Linked DNA regions of Mus musculus: region 1 is linked to region 2. Evidence: chromatin loops called from intact Hi-C (ENCODE). Cell type or tissue: heart. All regions are shown on one strand. Each heading gives the region's core, and the rest is flanking DNA. Links, peaks and the distances in the headings are about the cores only. Region 1 has its middle 10 kb from the start of Cyb5b. Region 2 holds the start of 4930517G24Rik (RIKEN cDNA 4930517G24 gene).

Evidence for each region. Peaks named below come from ENCODE experiments on the same cell type or tissue, not always from the same donor. Only the 100,000 strongest peaks of a DNase experiment are listed, where the experiment ranks them.
Region 1: it touches region 2 in a loop (2.0-fold over the local background); 1 of 42 quality-filtered maps calls a loop at or near these places.

What each region holds. Positions count from the first base shown.
Region 1 is chr8:107,136,131-107,144,465 of GRCm38, forward strand. No RefSeq gene overlaps it. Among named protein-coding and RNA genes, the nearest start is that of Cyb5b, 10 kb to the right of the region's middle. In heart, for the core only: no CTCF peak of the experiment used is centred there; a DNase peak (open chromatin) is centred at 3,821; H3K4me3 peaks cover 446 bases; H3K27ac peaks cover 2,410 bases.
Region 2 is chr8:107,201,199-107,209,533 of GRCm38, forward strand. 4930517G24Rik (RIKEN cDNA 4930517G24 gene) reads left to right here and starts at 4,132. Exons shown (of 3, transcript NR_166499.1): 1 at 4,132-4,391. In heart, for the core only: a CTCF peak has its summit at 4,528; DNase peaks (open chromatin) are centred at 4,113, 4,653, 5,143 and 5,743; H3K27ac peaks cover 2,048 bases.

The DNA of each region.
Region 1 (8,335 bases), core at 19-8,018, 65 kb before region 2:
ACAAAGACCAGGACTCTTTGACGTCTCTCTACCCATCACATCCACGCTTCCCAGGGCCTCTCTGGCTTCAAGAATCCCATCATGGGAACTCGTGAGTGAACAAAGAGTTGAAGAAAATTCCTTATCAGCGGGAGAGTTACTTGATTCAATGTGTTTCCTAATGTGAGTTGGGACAATAGGGGGAAAGAAAGAGAAGAAATAAAAGGTCATTTTCTTTGGCTGCTTTTAATGAATCCCCCCTCCCCCATTGTCATTACCCATCCCTAGTCAGGAAAAGCTCGAGTTTTTTCATGCCAAGAAAAACAGCAGGCAGGAAGAAACAAATTATGACCTTGTTTGTGTTTTGTGTCCTAACTATTTGATTTATAGGCCTTGATCCACTGATTATGGATGAAAGAAAATATTTCAGTGCCTCAACCGTAACCTGAACTTAACCAGGGGTGGGTCTCATGTCCACGGCTAAAAAGTTACGAGGTTGAAACGCTTTGAGAATAAAGGATCAAAGTTTGGGGCCGTCTGTAGGCAATTTTTAAGCTACTCCCAAGGTCAAACTCTTTTCTCACACGCCATCATCACAAAACCCCTCTTTAGACAGTTTGCTGCCTTCCAAAACCTGCTCATTTACAGACCTAGGAAGTAGTTAAGCACCTACTGTGCACCAAGCACCGACTGAGACACTGAGGATCCACATCAAGTCAGAAGAAGATATCTTGTGGTCAGGGGCTCCAGGAGGTGGGGTGGGGGTGGGGACAGAAGGATATATTAGAGAAAGACAGGAGAGCTACTAAGAGGAGGTGGCAAGTCGTGGCTTCATTTAGGTGTTGACGTTGGACCTGAGACAGAATAAATGTATGTGAGGTTGGGGTAAGGTAGGTAGCTATCCTCTAAAATTGGCTCATGAGCCAGGCCTAATGGTATAGATGATGGTATAGATCCAGGCCCTTGGGTAACTAAGGCTTATCACTGCCTGGAATATACAGCAAGATCTTATTGCAAAAACAAACAGACAGACAAACACACAAACTCTACATGAAAATCCTGTATCATGGAGCTATGTCCTCAGCTCTATCGAAACATTTCTAAGCTAAGTCATTAAGTAAAACAAAACAAAACAAAACAAACAAACAAACAAAAAACCATGGCATAGATTGTATGTTTCTCATTATGCTTTTCTAACAAAAAGTCATAAAATGAGTGTATTTGTGTTTTCTAGCATTTGCATTAAGCTTAGAAAAGAAACACACAAAACTAATATGCCGGGCTGGTGAGATGGCTCAGTGGGTAAGAGCACCCGACTGCTCTTCTGAAGGTCCAGAGTTCAAATCCCAGCAACCACATGGTGGCTCACAACCATCCGTAACAAGATCTGACTCCCTCTTCTGGTGTGTCTGAAGACAGCTACAGTGTACTTACATATATTAATAAATAAATCTTTAAAAAAAAAAAAAAAAAACTAATATGCCTTAATATTCACTTACAAATTTTTAAAATGTAAGATTAGGGTAACTCAAAAACATTAGTATTCTGCGTGTCAGGCTGTGCGAACTTGCTTAAACGCACTGTCACTGAGGCTTCATCTTGGTGATTGCTAACACAGCGAATGCTTATGCCTTTGACCCAGAGGTTTTCTTTTTGTGCATTGCATAATGATGTAAGATCAAGGTCACTAACTTCAGTCTCATTCGTGCTTGCAAAAGACTGGAAGCAACCCAAATGACAATCAGTAGGATATAAGTTAGGGTAGATTTACAAGGACTACGAGCACTAGAATCATGCAAAGCTGTGCTTCTGGGTCATTGAACCAGGCATTGTCTCTGCATCAGCAGGGAAGCACTTGGGTGTGCATGTTGGGCCAGGAATTCATACCTCATGTGTGCTAGACATATATGCTCTATGATGGAGATATACGCCCCCCCCCCCCAGCTCTATCGAAACATTTCTAAGGTAAGGAAAAAAAAAAAACAAACAAAACCAAAAACACCATCCAGACTGTGCAATGTTCACTGTCTTTCCTAACTAAAGGTCCTAAAGTAAGCATTCTTGTATTTACTTTCATTGCATTAAGAAGCTTAGGAAAGAAACACAGAGCCCATGTATGACAGTCTGGACCGGGTGAGTGGAAAGGGAAACTGGGTAAAAGGTGACAAAGAGACTTCACTGTATGGCTTTCAATTTTTCTTTCCTTTTTCTTTTCTTCTTCTTTTTTCTGGCTTTGGAATTAACTTAATTACAATTCCTAAGATCAACATTCTGCTATAAACAGAAAAAAATGATGCCTGGTTCTCTATGTACAATAATAAAGCTCTCTTATGATTTATTTATTTTTTTATGCACTGGTGTTTTTCCTCCGTGTGTCTGTGTGAGGGTATCAGGTCCCCTGGAATGGGAGTTACAGACGGTTGTAAACTGCCATGTGGGTGCTGGGAATTGAACCTGGGGCCTCTGGAAGAACAGTCAGTGTTCTTAACCACTGAGCCATCTCTCCTGCCCTCCAAATAAGGTTTCCTCAAGTATTGATTCGCACTTCGTGTTTATAAAGACAAAGCTCTTGATTTTTCTCCTTCTACTAAATAAGACATTTCAAGCCTGTGATTACATTTCCCCGAATGCTCTCCGCTGTGCTTCCCTGTTGGATAATACCTTCGCTTGCTAGCAACTGTCTGAATAGTCAAAATAAGATACAAATGTTTAAAAATCTTGTTACAAATATTTATTCATACTTGGGACATTCCTGTAAAACTACACAGTCATCATGGACCGTATTTTAGTGGACAAAAAAGTTAGAGCTACTTAAAATTTGTCCATTCTAAAACATTTTATCATGTCTGTGATCCCTAGTACTTTAGACCAATAATTAAATTAATATCTATCACTAACACATTTCATGTAAGCTTCTAAAAAGTAAAGACAATCAGGTGATTTCATTAATGAAAAACTAAAACCAAAAACCCTTCAGCCTCAAAAGAAAAATTGTACTTTTATATTTCTTTTCTTTGATATTTTTTTGTAGTGAGACAGGGTCTCACTATGTTACCCTAACTTCAATGGAACTCACTGTATAGACCAGGCTGGCCTTGAATTCTCAGAGTTGTGCAGTGCCACTGGAGGCCCACTTTTATATTTCTTTTTTCTGCTCTCCCCTCCCCTCCCCCCTCCCCTCCCCCTCCCCTCCTCCTTCTTCTCTCTCTCTCTCTCTCTCTCTCTCTCTCTCTCTCTCTCTCTCTCTCTCCCTCTTCTCCCCATCCCTCTCTCCCCAGGGTTTCTCTGTGCATCCCCGGTTGTCCTGGAATTCACTCTGTAGACCATGCTGGACTTGAACTCAAAGATCGGCCTGCCTCTCTCTGCCTCCTGAGAGCTAGGGCACCGTGTGTGCCACCATGGCCTTGCTCTTTGCTCCTAAAAACATCCAATGTCTTTGATAATTTTGATATCAATGTAATGCTTCTATGCTATGACTGTGTTAGAACTTCAATAGCGACTGTGTTGTGGGAACTTCAGCAGTGAGCATAGAGAGCTAAAATGTTGCAGGTCCAAACCCAGAGTTATCTTGGACTAGCTTAGTCTTTTAAATAGCCAACCAATCGCCTTCCTGTTTATGAGATTTAATACTCTTATGATCAAAACTCAGAAACAACTTAGAAGGATCGTCCGTAAGGAAATCTGTGGCACCCGGTGAGGGCTTGCCTGTCTTTGCTTTCAGACACCACCTTCTCTATCATAAAATCCTCAGACTTTGTAGGTCCCTGCTCCTCTTTGGCTTGCCCCAGCGTTGACTCTTCTATTTATACTCGAGAGGCTTAGAACTGCTGAGTCATAGCCCTTACAGCCTTTGCCCGCCCTCAAGGACTCTATTGCAGCCTTCTGCCAACAGCCTTGGGCTTTGTTCTACAGATGGGGCTCTCTCTCCTTTCTCTCTGTTCTCTCTCTCTCTTCCCCCTCCCTCTTCCTTCATTAAGTTACTCCCTCTCACCCCCCCTCCCCTCCCCCTCCCCCCTCCTGCCCTCCTCCTTTCTCCTCACAAAAGGGGAGGCATATCAAGTTGAAGGAAGACTAGGCACATCTTTTTCTATTGAGGCTAGACAAAGCCGCCCAGTTGGAGGGAAAGGGATCCAAAGGTAGACGAAGTAGTCAGAGACAGCTGCTCCTCACACTTTAGGAGTCCCACACGAAGAACCAGCGTCACAACCGTTACATACAGGTAGAAGGTCTGGGTCCATTCCACGCATGCTCCCTGGTTGGCAGTTCAGTCTCTATGGGCTCAGGTTAGTTGATTCTGTAGGTTTTCTCCTAGAGCCCTGGACCCCTCTGGCTCCTTCAATCCCCACCACCCCTTCCATAGGATTCCCCAAGCCCCGCTCAATGTTTGGCTGTGCATCTCTGCATCAGTTTCTATCCATTGCTGGGCGAAGTCTCTCTGATGACGGTTATGCTAGGCGCCTGTCTACAAGTGTAGTAGAATATCATTAATAGTGTGTCGGGGATGGGGGTGGGGGTTGGGGGCCCCTCCCTCTCCTGGCACAGGTCTCAAACTGGACCAGATGTTGGTTAGCCTACCCTCCACCCAGGGTTCTGTCCCCTCTTTTGTGGCTTCTAGTTTGGAACTCTGTTCCTCCTCCCTTCCCCCTGATAAAGCCCTTCGTTTTCGGAGAACCCTGTTCCCTGTGCTGTGATTTCAGAACTGGGTTGGGTGTTCCTCCGGGCTTGGAACTTACTCTCTTGTCTCGATCCACTGATTTCCTAAGATGCTAGGATCTCAGCTGTGAGTTTGGGCACAAAGACATGTCTACATTCTCTCTCTTTTTCCAGACCCATTTGCTTTACTAAACATTTCCTCCCCAGTGGTTGGTGTTCCTGCTGCTTACACAGTTCTTCTTCCTCTTCCCTGTGACCTGCCTTTCTCTGGCTGAGATAGAACGTTCTTCTCCCCACCTTGACGCTCCCTTCTGGCTACGTGGGCTTTGTTTGTTTGTTTGTTTGTTTGTTTGTTTGTTTTGTCTGCCTTTGCTGAGTGTTCTGAGCCCAGTCTGATGTCATTAGGCTCAACAGTAAGTTCCCAAGGAGGTTGGTAAATGTAACTGTTGGTAAATGTAAATGCTACTATGTCTCATAATATTAAAAATAAAATAAAGGACAAGGAAAAGCAAGGAAGAAAAGAGACAGTTAGAAGGCTATAGGAATGAAAGCATCTTTAGTGGGAGATAGAGAGATGGCTCAGTGGCTGAATGAGCTTACTCAGGACCTGAGGTTGGGTCCCAGCACCTATGCTGGGTGGCTCACAACCGCTTGTGACTCTGGTTTGAGGGGCTCTGACACCTTCATCTGGTCTCCAGTGACACCCACACACATGTTCACATCCTCACACATCCATGTTAATAAAAAAATCCTTAAAAGAGATGTTTTTAATAAAGGAGGAGTTCTGTATGAGACTTTGTCCAAAGCTAAGGTGGCTGGGTGTTTCCAGAATAGAAAAAAAAAGTTAAGGAAGCTTGAACAAGGAACCAAAGTCCTAAATTACATGAGGTATGTAAAAGATAAGACCACAGGACATATGTATAATAATTAAGGGTTATTAAGAATATCTAAGGTCAAAGTTCAACTTAAATCAATAGAATTCCCTTGTTATTGATTTTTTTCTTTAGTAGCATTTGTGAGTACCATCTTAAAAAGTAAGAATATATGTCCTAGCCACATTTATTTAAATGTGCTTAGATTTTGCACGAGCTTTTAGGTACCTGATAATCATATGTGAAGGCCTGTGTCTGCATGGACAGAAAGGCTAAAAGGGACAAAACTTAACCCTTGTTCTTAGGTCCCAGAGGACTACAGGACATATCTTAAAAGATGCCAAAGCTCTGGTAAGTCACCTGTCTTCCTGTTCGGAGATGCCTTGGGACTCCTCCAAACTGGATGCTAACCATTGTACATTCTGCTAAGAGGAGAGTCAACAAAAAAGGATTTGCCCGCTGTGCTCCCAAGGAGAGCCTCAGTCAGTAAGGCCTTGACTAATTCTCAACTGAAGACACGTTAGTTAAAAAAAAAAAAAGGGGCTCATGAGGGTTCTTAGCTCAGTGGCTAAGAACACTTGTTGCTCTTGCAAAGGACCTGGGTTCTGTTCCTAGCACCCACAAGGTAGTTCGCAACTGCTTGTAACTCTGAGGTTCTGAGAAACTCACACATTCAGGCAAAATATCAATATCCATAAAATAAAAATAAAGAAATTATTTTAAAAAATATACAACAGCTACAAAACTAAAGTATCCTTTAAAAGAGATGAAGGATCGGGCCCTTAAGGTTCTCCCCACTAAATCAACCTTGATTGTGTGTTACTGATGAACCAGGTGGAGAATTGAAGCCTCCCCAGCTGTAATTAGAGGAGAAGACTCATGCTTTTCCTAACTGTAAATGAAATATTGTTTGCAAAATCCTGATAATTCTGCTAATATCTCCTTTGCTTTACAAGGTCTACAAAACCACATCAAACACCCTCACCTTGTTGATGGACAGCTTTGGGATTAAATCTCTGCATCTTGCAGTAAGGGTGGATTGTATCCTTTAGACTCTCGATAGTGACCAGATTAATCTTTGGACCTTGTGTTACTTGCTTCTCTGTTACAATCTCACTGGTGGGACTATTAATCTTTGGACTTTGTATACTCAGCTGGTTCTTAATTTTATTTACTCTTGCTGACAGCTAATCCACATTTAGCTGATCGTGTGGCAATCTAACTCTGCCCATCTGGGTCCCCTAGGTTGTCCTTTAATGCCCGGAAGTCAGCGACAGTGGACACCCTAAATCCTTATGTGTCCCAGTTTCAGCAAGAAGTTTTCTGATTGACTTAAGGTCCATCTGCTGAGTGGTTTTAGGGTCTCAACTCTTTAGGGGAAATGTGACATAGGAAGATGGATATTGGTTCGCATGGGTGGGGGCTCCTCTGACATTTGGACCGTTTCACTCAGAGTCTGAAGCGCCTCTGCCTTCTGTCTGCTCTGTGGCTGCTCGCCGACCTTCATTACTGAAACTGCCTGTGTCCTAATTAAAAAAGCATGGTTTCCTACTCTTGTCTTTTGTGTCTTAGAGAACATCACTAGAAGTCATGTTGACAACATCCTTTCCCAGAATTGCTGATACCGGAGACAGTCGTCCCCCCACTGCTCCCATGAAGAAGCTACCCTTGTCCATTAGGAAAGAGCAACAAGGCCGGGCGGTGGTGGCGCACGCCTTTAATCCCAGCACTTGAGAGGCAGAGGCAGGTGGATTTCTGAGTTCAAGGCCAGCCTGGTCTACAGAGTGAGTTCCAGGACAGCCAGGGCTACACAGAGAAACCCTGTCTCGAAAAATCCAACCACCCCCCCCCCCCAAAAAAGGACAAGACCCAGGACTGTGAGCCAAGGCATTTTGTAATGTTCCTCTGTTTGGGTTAAATGGAGATAATTTACATTTTTAGGACTAACTTGTTTCTCTAGATTCTTTGAGGTTCATGCTTTATTAACCTCCAGTAACAGCCAGCCGGGAAAGATGTTTATCAGTCACCTAGTGCTCTTTAACTGCTTCCCCACCCCCAGCCCAGGGAGCTTTTCTAGCTCTTTGCCACCCCTTTTGTTATAAAATTGCAAGCTGTGACTGCCACTCTGCCATGTGGTCTGGACGCTGTGAGCCCTGGCCACGCTGATGTCCACCTGTCTCTCTATGGCGTTAGAAACTCTTCTAATAATCCCTAAAAGGACACTCTGTCTCAGAGCCTCCTTTTTAATCTGAAACCCCAAACCCTTTCCTGGGAATCAAATCAAGAACTTTGTCCATGCTTGGTAAGCATTCTACTACTGAGCTATATTCCCAGCCTGCTTTTGGTCAAAATTTTTTTAAAAGATTTATTTATTATTATACACAAGTACACTGTAGCTGTCTTCAGACAGTCCAGAAGAGGAAGTCAGATCTCATTATGGGTGGTTGTGAGCCACCATGTGGTTGCTGGGATTTGAACTCAGGACCTTTGGAAGAGCAGTCAGTGTTCTAACCTGCTGAGCCATCTCTCCAGCCCCTGGTCAATTTTTTAAAAAGACTTATTTTTATTATTTTAATTGTGTGTATGGAGGAGGGGGTGTCTGTGCACACAGATGCAGGTGCCCACAGAGGTCAGAGCTGTCAGATGTCCTGGGTTAGAGGCAGTTGTGAGCCACCTGATGTGGATGTTAGGGATGGAACTCAGGTCCTCAGTAAGAGCAATATATGCTCTTAACCACCGACCCATCTCTTCAGCCCGTATTGGTTAGTTTGAGATTTAAATCTATTGGGCAAGTAAGATGGTTCATGGCTATGGTAAAAGCACTCGCCGCC
Region 2 (8,335 bases), core at 314-8,313:
GTGTGTGTGTGTGTGTCTGCTTCTCTGTATGCGCACCATATGAGCAGGTGCCTTCAAGGATCATAAGAGGGCGTCAGAGTCCCTGGAACTGGAGTTAAAGGTTGCTATGGGCTGTCTGATGTGGGTGCTAGGAACTGAATCCTGGTCTTCTGCAAGAGCAAAAATGCTCTTCACTGCTGATGCATCTCTACAGCCCTCACTAGTGACATTTTTCCTGTCACATCTGTAAGAGTGCCAATGGCATCATCTAGCTAAGAGAGGCCAGGGCTGCTTGCTAACCAACCATGTCATGGTGCAAATGAGAGCCTTACAGATAACTGCTGATCCCAAAACATTCACAGTGCTGCTCTTAAAGAACCGTGGGCAGCCAAGTGGTGGTGGCGCACGCCTTTAATCCCAGCACGTAGGAGGCAGAGGCAGACAGAACTCTGAGTTTGAGGCCAGCCTGGTCTACAGAGTGAGTTCCAGGATAGCCAGGACTATACAAAGAAACCCTGCCTCAAAAAACAAACAAACAATCAAACAAACAAAAACAAAACAAAACAAAACAAAAAAACCCCAGCAACTATCAAAAGAACCCTGGGTTTTCAGTCTGTCTGTCTGTAAAATGGGTAGATTCACATTGCCTCAGTGGGTATTATAGAGGTTTGGTTAAGGAGGAGTTGATGCCCATTGGTCTGTTCTGTGCTCCCTTCCCTACCCGTTCTAGGGCCATGCGGGTTCCTTTACAAAATTAGATTTCTGTGTGCTCAGAGTCAACCACTGTGTTCCCACTCAGTTTCACAGTCCGTGCCCCATTTTCTGCTCCTTCACCACAGCTGAGTGGCTCAGGGGTGGACACTTGATCCCCATTAGATCAGTACCATTCCTATCCTTGTGACTCTTGTAGTCTGTATTTAGGCATGCTAGGTTCTGTTTTCTGGTGTCTTAAGTGGAGAAGATACAAATCTGAGAGTTGTGGTTAGTTTTCTCACCTTGACTGGGATGTGGAGACAGCCATTCCCATTGGGGGGCTGGGAGGGGGATGCTGCCTTTGGAACTGGCAACATCCCATTGAGAGGTGGAGACCCCAGGCTCCATTCCTAGTTGTATGTATCCTTAGGCAGGCTCTAGCTTCTAACATTTTTTTAATCCTGAAGGTGGCTTCAATCAGCCTTGGAGTTGCAGAATGGCTACTGATAACACAAGTAGACTCCCTTAGTGTAGCAGCTAGAGATAGGAAGCAACGCAGGGTAAGTGGCTAATGTCATGATCGTCCTTGTTTTAGAGATATGGAATCTGAGACAGAGATTAAGTCATTTGACTTGTATCACACAGCTAGATGGCGAATCCAGGCCTCTGACACCTGGACCTAGGCTCTGTTCTGCCTAGTCTTTGAAGTATCAAATCAAACTTCGGAACAGAAAAGAAATAGGCAAGTGTTATCCAGCTGTGATTATTCAAAGAGCACTGGCTGTGATCTACGGATGTTTCCTGTGCCCTTCCCTGACACGAGTTTCCCTCTTGCTGCCAGAGACAACCAATATCCTGGGTTTTTTTTTTTTTCCCCTTAGAATCATTTTAATAGTTTTTCCACCTACACATATAACCTTAAGCCACATGATTCTGTTTCCTTTGTTTTGGAAGTTAACGTGAATGAAATCACCCCTTACGTATTCTTTTGGGATTTGGTTCTTTCAACACTACGTGAGGTCCCCCTGGGCTCTTCCGAATAGCGACAGTTCGTTTAGTTTTCTTTGCTGGACAGTCCACAAGGTATTTATGCAATCTATGTTCAATGAACAGTGGATTGTTTCCAATTTTTAAACCAGCAATGGTACTGTGAACATTTTCTTTTTTTCTTTTCTTTCTTTTTTTAAAGGCTTATTTATTTTATGTTTATGAATACACTATTTGTATTCATAAATACACTATAGCTGTCTTCAGACACACCAGAAAAGGGCATCAGATCCCATTACAGATGGTTGTGAGCTACCATGTGGTTGCTGGGAATTGAACTCAGGACCTCTGGAAGAGCAGTCAGTGCTTCGTAACCACTGAGCCATCTCCCCAGCCCTACTATGAGTGTTTTCCTTTGTGTAGTCTGATCAGCTGATGTGTATCTAAAGGCAGATCTGCAGTTGTCAAGATGTCCTTTGTTCCATGCCCTGATCTGTATGGGTACTGCACCATGCAGATGTCAATACCTGTGGCCACATGGGAAAGAACACACTATGTATGATGTGGGAAACACAGAAACCTAAAATACAGGGTTCTTCCTGAAAACAATGACCAAAGAGAGATCATGTGACCCAGCAATTTCCCCTCCTCCGTATGTGCCGTGAGTACTGAGAACATGTTCAGCAAGGCCTAGTGTCATATATTTGTAACTCCACTGCTCAGGAGGCTGAGGCAGGAGGATCATGAATTAGAGGCTAGCCTAGAGTATATGGCAAGATTCTGACTCAAAATAACAGTGTGGGGTGGGTGCGAGGAGGCTGGAGAGATGGTTCAGCACTTTAAAGCTCTTATAGAGAACCCAGGTTCAATTTCCAGCGTCTACATGCGGGCTTACAACTATATGGAGCTCAAGCATGATCATGGTACACATACACACATGCAGGCAAAAACCTCATACACATAGAATAAAAAAAAATAAAGAAGAAAATAGATGTTCATATAAAGTATATAAAATACCCACCGTAGCCTTTTCAAGTATCCAGAGATGAAATGCAGTGTGTGTACACGTGTGCATGTACGTGCACACATGGACATGTGCATGATGGAAAACTATTCAGCAGTAAGAATTAAGGAGTTACTGATACATGGATGAGTTTTGAAAGCATGACATTAAATGAAAGAAAAACCAGACACCAAAAAAATCACATACAATATGATCCGACTTATGTGACATGTCCAGAATAGTCAAGTTCAGACACAGATTGGGACAAATTGGACTTGACAGGGATGGAAGGGTCATGTTGCTAGGGACTGCTTGTGAATATAGGGGGATGAAGGCTTCAGTTAGTGGTCATGGCTGTTTAAGTATAGCAAAGGCCCTACACTGTAGGGCCTTTTTTTTTTTTTTTGGCTTTTCGAGACAGGGTTTCTCTGTATATCCCTGGCTGTCCTGGAACTCACTCTGTAGACCAGGCTGGCCTCGAACTCAGAAATCCACCTGCCTCTGCCTCCCAAGTGCTGGGATTAAAGGTGTGTGCCACCATGCCCAGCTCCTACAGTGTATTCTTAAAAGGGTGAATTTTATGATATATGAATAGAAGCACAACACTTTATTTTTAGACAGTGTCTGTCTATGTGGCCCTGCCTGTCTTAGAACTCATTTTCTAGACCAGGCTGGCCTTGAACTCACAGAGAGCTGCTTGCCTCTGTCTCCTGAGTGCTGGGGTTAAAGTTGTCTACCACCATGCCGGGATAGCATTCTCCTTTTCAAAGCTATTTTAATTTTGTGTATGTTGTCTGTGTGCTGGTATGCCCACATGTGTGGGTGCCTGAGGAGGCTAGAAGAGAGTGTTGGGTCTCCTGGTGCTGGAGTTACAAAAAGCCGTCTCAATAGGTGAGCCATCACATCTCTCCGGGCTCAACCATCCTTCTCTGTCGTTCATGCTTCGAGACTGGGATATAGCTCAGTGACAACAGGAGCTTACCTGGGATGCTCAGGACCCTGGATTCAACTCCCCTGCAAGTACTGCACTAAAGTAAAAAAAAAAAAAAAAATCACCTATTCAAAGCAGGGTGTGGAGTACCTAAGACAGGCCAGCCCGGAATTGGTCCTGGAAAGCAACAACTGGATCGCCCCAAGGGCAGTTTAATGATGGTACCAAGTGCAGAGTGTAGGGAGGGTCTAGGGAAAATTTGTCTCAAGTCATAATGAAGCAGTTCAGGGTCGGTGGAGGGGCAGCCAATACTATCCTGATCTGAAAAGGGGTGTAGGGGCAAGGTGTGAGCGATCTCCAGGAAGAACTGTGGAGGAGGGCTTCCAAAGGGGGCTTCCACATTGAGCAAGCTCCCTACTGCATCCTGTCCTCCGCTCAGCCTCTCCTCTGTGTGGACACCCATCAGGGCACCCACCTGTCAGCCAGTGGGACAGGGGCTTAGGCAATGGGGGCCTTCAGTGCACAGTGCGCATGCGTGAGTCTGACATCTACAGAGGCAGTTGGCATTGGCCCCATTCAAGCACTCCCCGAGGTCTACAGTGGAGAAGAGAAGGCTGCCAAGCCCCTGTGAAGAAGAAAGAGACTGTGTATCGTCCCAGCCCCTCGTGACTTCACACTGGGTGTGAAGACAGAATAGGATCCTGAAAGAGGCCGACTTTAACGAAAGGAATGAGTGTGTGCACTTTTGGACATGGCGTCTAGATGTCCTTCCAATTAAGCGGTGCACAGTAAGTTGGGGTGAGTCCTGGTGATGAAGGTGCCCTTCATGACCATGGGGAAGCTTGGAAATGGATACTAAGCACCCCTGGGGGTGTATTAATGCAAGTACAGAAGGACAACTCCACGCTGAGGGACACCCCTCTGGGGCTCAAAGCCTAGGGTTGAGCCGGAGAGTCTGATAATGGGCAGACACCCAAGGCCTGCTCTTGGAAGCCAGGATGTGTGTGGACTGCGCCCTCCCCGGAGGTTACCCCGAGTGCTGGCGCAGCTCTCTGGCTCAACCGCCCGAGCACTCACGGGGCTCCTTCCAGCCTTTATTGGGACATCTGCCACCTCCCAGGTCCTCCTCTTCCAAAGCCAAGAAGGGTCAGAGGAAGGGAGTGTCCCTGTATACCAACGTAGCAGAGCAGCTTCTGAAAGCTGAGGGGGGCCCCCAGGGAGAAAACATGGCCGTGCCAATTTTGAAAGGTCCCCAAACGACTTCTAAAAGCACCAAGGCCCATGAGTAAGACTGCGGTGCTGGATGGAACGCGGGGGCAGGAATGCTGCCCAGATCCCTGGCAGGAGCTGCGGGAAGAAAGCAGGCCAGGGCGCTGCCTCTGCAGCAGACGCATTGTCCCCCCTGTTCTGTGGGCTCTTGGGTATCTCTGTCCAGGCAAAGCCCGAGCCCACCCGTGGGCAGCTTCTAGCCTGCAAGGCTCAGCACCCTGCAGGATTCTCTTCCACACAGGTCCCTCACCTCTGGCTCCACGCCCAGCCAGTTGCCCACAGACTGGAAAACAAAGGAACACTGCCTTCCCTGGAGACCTGTGCTTAAGGGATGGAAGGGATGGGCCTTGGGCAGGCTGGGCGGATACTCTGTTGATTTTTTTTTTTTTTTTCCGAGTGCAGAGACTATGACAGCCAATTCCTGTTGGAAGTAGCTTTGTTTTCTTTGGATGGTGGAACACTTTTCCTTTCTCGTGACTGTGGCAGTTTTGGGTCATGTTTAGGATGGTGACTAGTTAGCCTAATTATGTGCCTTCCACAACCACGTTCTTAACCTTTTGGGGCACAGATGTTATTACAACCTTGATTGAGAAGAGGGGTCACCTCTTCTCTCTCCCCTCTGCGCCTCAATCGGAGCATTTAACTCCTAGTGGGTTAGGACTCTTTGTAGAGGCCAGGAGTGCGTAGCTCAACAGGTTCAAGGCCCTGAATTCTGTCCCAGTTTGGGGACAAAAATGAGAAACTGTTGGGTTAAGGAAAATAAGGAAAGGCCCTTCCTGTCCCCCTATATTCTACCCTAGATTTCCTTCAGTCTGGTTTTTAAGATTCCTAGCACTGGTTGGGTCAGTGCGCCCTGCTTGGCTCCTGTCTGAATCAGTCCATGTGTCTAGGCACGTTTCTAGCTAAGGCTGCCTCTGGGTGAAGGCTCCAGGACCGCACCACGCCTCTCTTTCAGGCATCAGGCTATTCCAGAGGGATTTGTAAGCTCTTTGTCTTATCTCTGTCTCTCTATTACACAGAAGCCGGGCAACCAGAGTCTCTGTAGCTTCAAGGAGAGGTGGCCCTATTTCCAAGGAGCAGGTTCTAGGGAGACAGGCGTTGTCTGGTTTTGTTAAATTCCAGCAGAAAGTCACTTTGCCAAAAATGCCAAAAATAAAAAGGACTGTCTAGACACTCACATATTAGACACTCTAATATGAACAGAGACTTTGACCTTGACGTCATCAGGTTTTGCTTCCATGGCAAGATGAAGGGGTAGGTCAATTAACAGACAGGGCTGTGTACCTGCTGTGCACCAGGCTGTGTTCTTGGCACCTGGAGGCATGTGGTGATGAGACAGACACCCAAACACTGGTAATTGTAGAAAGTAGAAAATACAAAGATGAAAGTAATGTAGTGTGGAATGACCAGGGTTGCCGTGGTAGGGACGTGATGAGAAAGGTCTCTGAGAATTCACAACTGGGACAGAGACCTGCTTTCCGGCTCACTTACCTGCCCGCTCTCCACCTCACTTTCTGTAGCCAGTTAAAGGTCGGCTGTGAAAGAAATGCAACATAACATTCTAGGAATAGACAACTTACAATGTTTGCATTGGGTATTATTCTGAGGAACATGAAAAAAATGTCACACAATGCCAGCTCATGGCCCATGCTCCCACACAGTGTGCCCATGCTGTGTGGCTGTGCCACCTACCTGCTGATCCCTTGGCAGCCATTCTGAGGGAGCCCACCGTTCTGCAGCTTTGATCACAGTATACTGTGACATTTGTTCGATCTTATTAATGGTTATTATCAGTCTCTTTGTAAATTATTCCTATGGAGAGATAGGAAAAACACACATAGGATTTGGTGCTGTCTGATGCTTTAGACTCCCTCTGCGGATCTTGCAACCTATCCCCCATTGGTGAGCCGAGGCTACAGTATTCAAAAGATAGTAGCCACTTGGAGGACTTCAGGCTGAGGGGACAGCTATTGCGAAGGCTCTGAGACTTGAATGGTTGACCTGCTTAAGGAACAGAGAAACAGTAGACTTGGACAGAGTGAGGAATGGGAAGACGGGAGATGGCACACATCCTATAGGATCACATCCTATATAAGCCTTTCAAGGAAGTGGAAGTTGGGTTTTTATTACACTGTGACAGAGGAGCATAGAGAGGAGGATGCTGCTGGCATTCTTAGAGCTGGTATCCATAGAGAGGAGGGTGTTAGAGCAGGGGTGGGTGAGAGGTCCAGGTGAGAGGGGTGATTGTAGCTTGGTCCTTTTTGGTAGCAAGACAAACAAAAGCCTGTGGACTCTTTTTCACGTGGGCATACACAGTGCAAGTGGTTTTCTCTTCCCTCCTGTACCTAATGTATTATAAACTCATGGTGGCTAAAGCCCCTAAAGGTCCAGGCATGGTGGCACATGCCTTTAATCCCAGTACTTGCAAGGCAGAGACAGGAGGATCTCTGTATGTTTGAGACCCAGCCTGGTTTACATACCAAGCTCCAGTACCACTAGGACTGACTATATAGAAAGACCCTATCTCAAAAAAAAAAATCATAGAGACTGTCTCTTAATTCACTTCTCTCTCTCTCCCCCTCTCCCTCTCTCTCCCTTTCTTTCTTAACTTTAAAACAGGTCTCGTTCTACAATCCTGGCATCCCCGAACTCTTTACATAGAACAGGCTGGCCTTGAACTCACAGAGATGTACCTGTCCTGCCATCCAATTGCTGAGTTAAAGGAATACACCACAACTCTTGACCCATTTATTTCTTTTGAGACAGGGTCTCATGTAGCCTAGGATGGCCCCAGACTCTCTATGTAGCCAAAGATAACCTTAAGCTTCTGATCCTCCCATCTCTACCTCCTGAGTTCTGGGACCACTAATGCACATCCCCAAACTCGTCATGGCACACTGAGGATTGATTGCAGGGCTTTGCGCACAGCAAGCAAGCAGTCTACCAACTGACCTACATCCCTAGACTGCATAATGGGCCTTCAGTGGCCACCCTACAGCTCTCTTGTCCAAGCTGTCTGCTCCTGCTCTTTGCAGGAAATTGAAATAATGATAGGAATCCTCGTATGAGCAAATGCATGGCTGATCTTGTCTCTGCAGAGTGTCAATATCCACAGCAGGCAGCAGTGGTGTGTGTGTGTGTGTGTGTGTGTGTGTGTGTGTGTGTGTGTGTGTGTGTGCGTGTGCATATTAAGTGTCGGCTGCACACCTTTGATCCCTCTTTGCTCTATAATAACCACACCAGACTCCGGCCACTAGCCTTGGATCCGTTCCTTGCGGTTTGTATCTCTTGTTTGGTTTTTGGTTTTTAGATAAGAGTTTTGACAGCCAGAAAGGGCGGATGCATTGCCCAAGGTCACATAGCTAACAAATGACAGAGCTGGGACCCATGTCTGTCTGATTCTTGCCACATCAAGAGGCTGGTGAGACCAGTTCTGCACATCGAGGAGGCCCTAAGAACACCAAGGCTCCTGT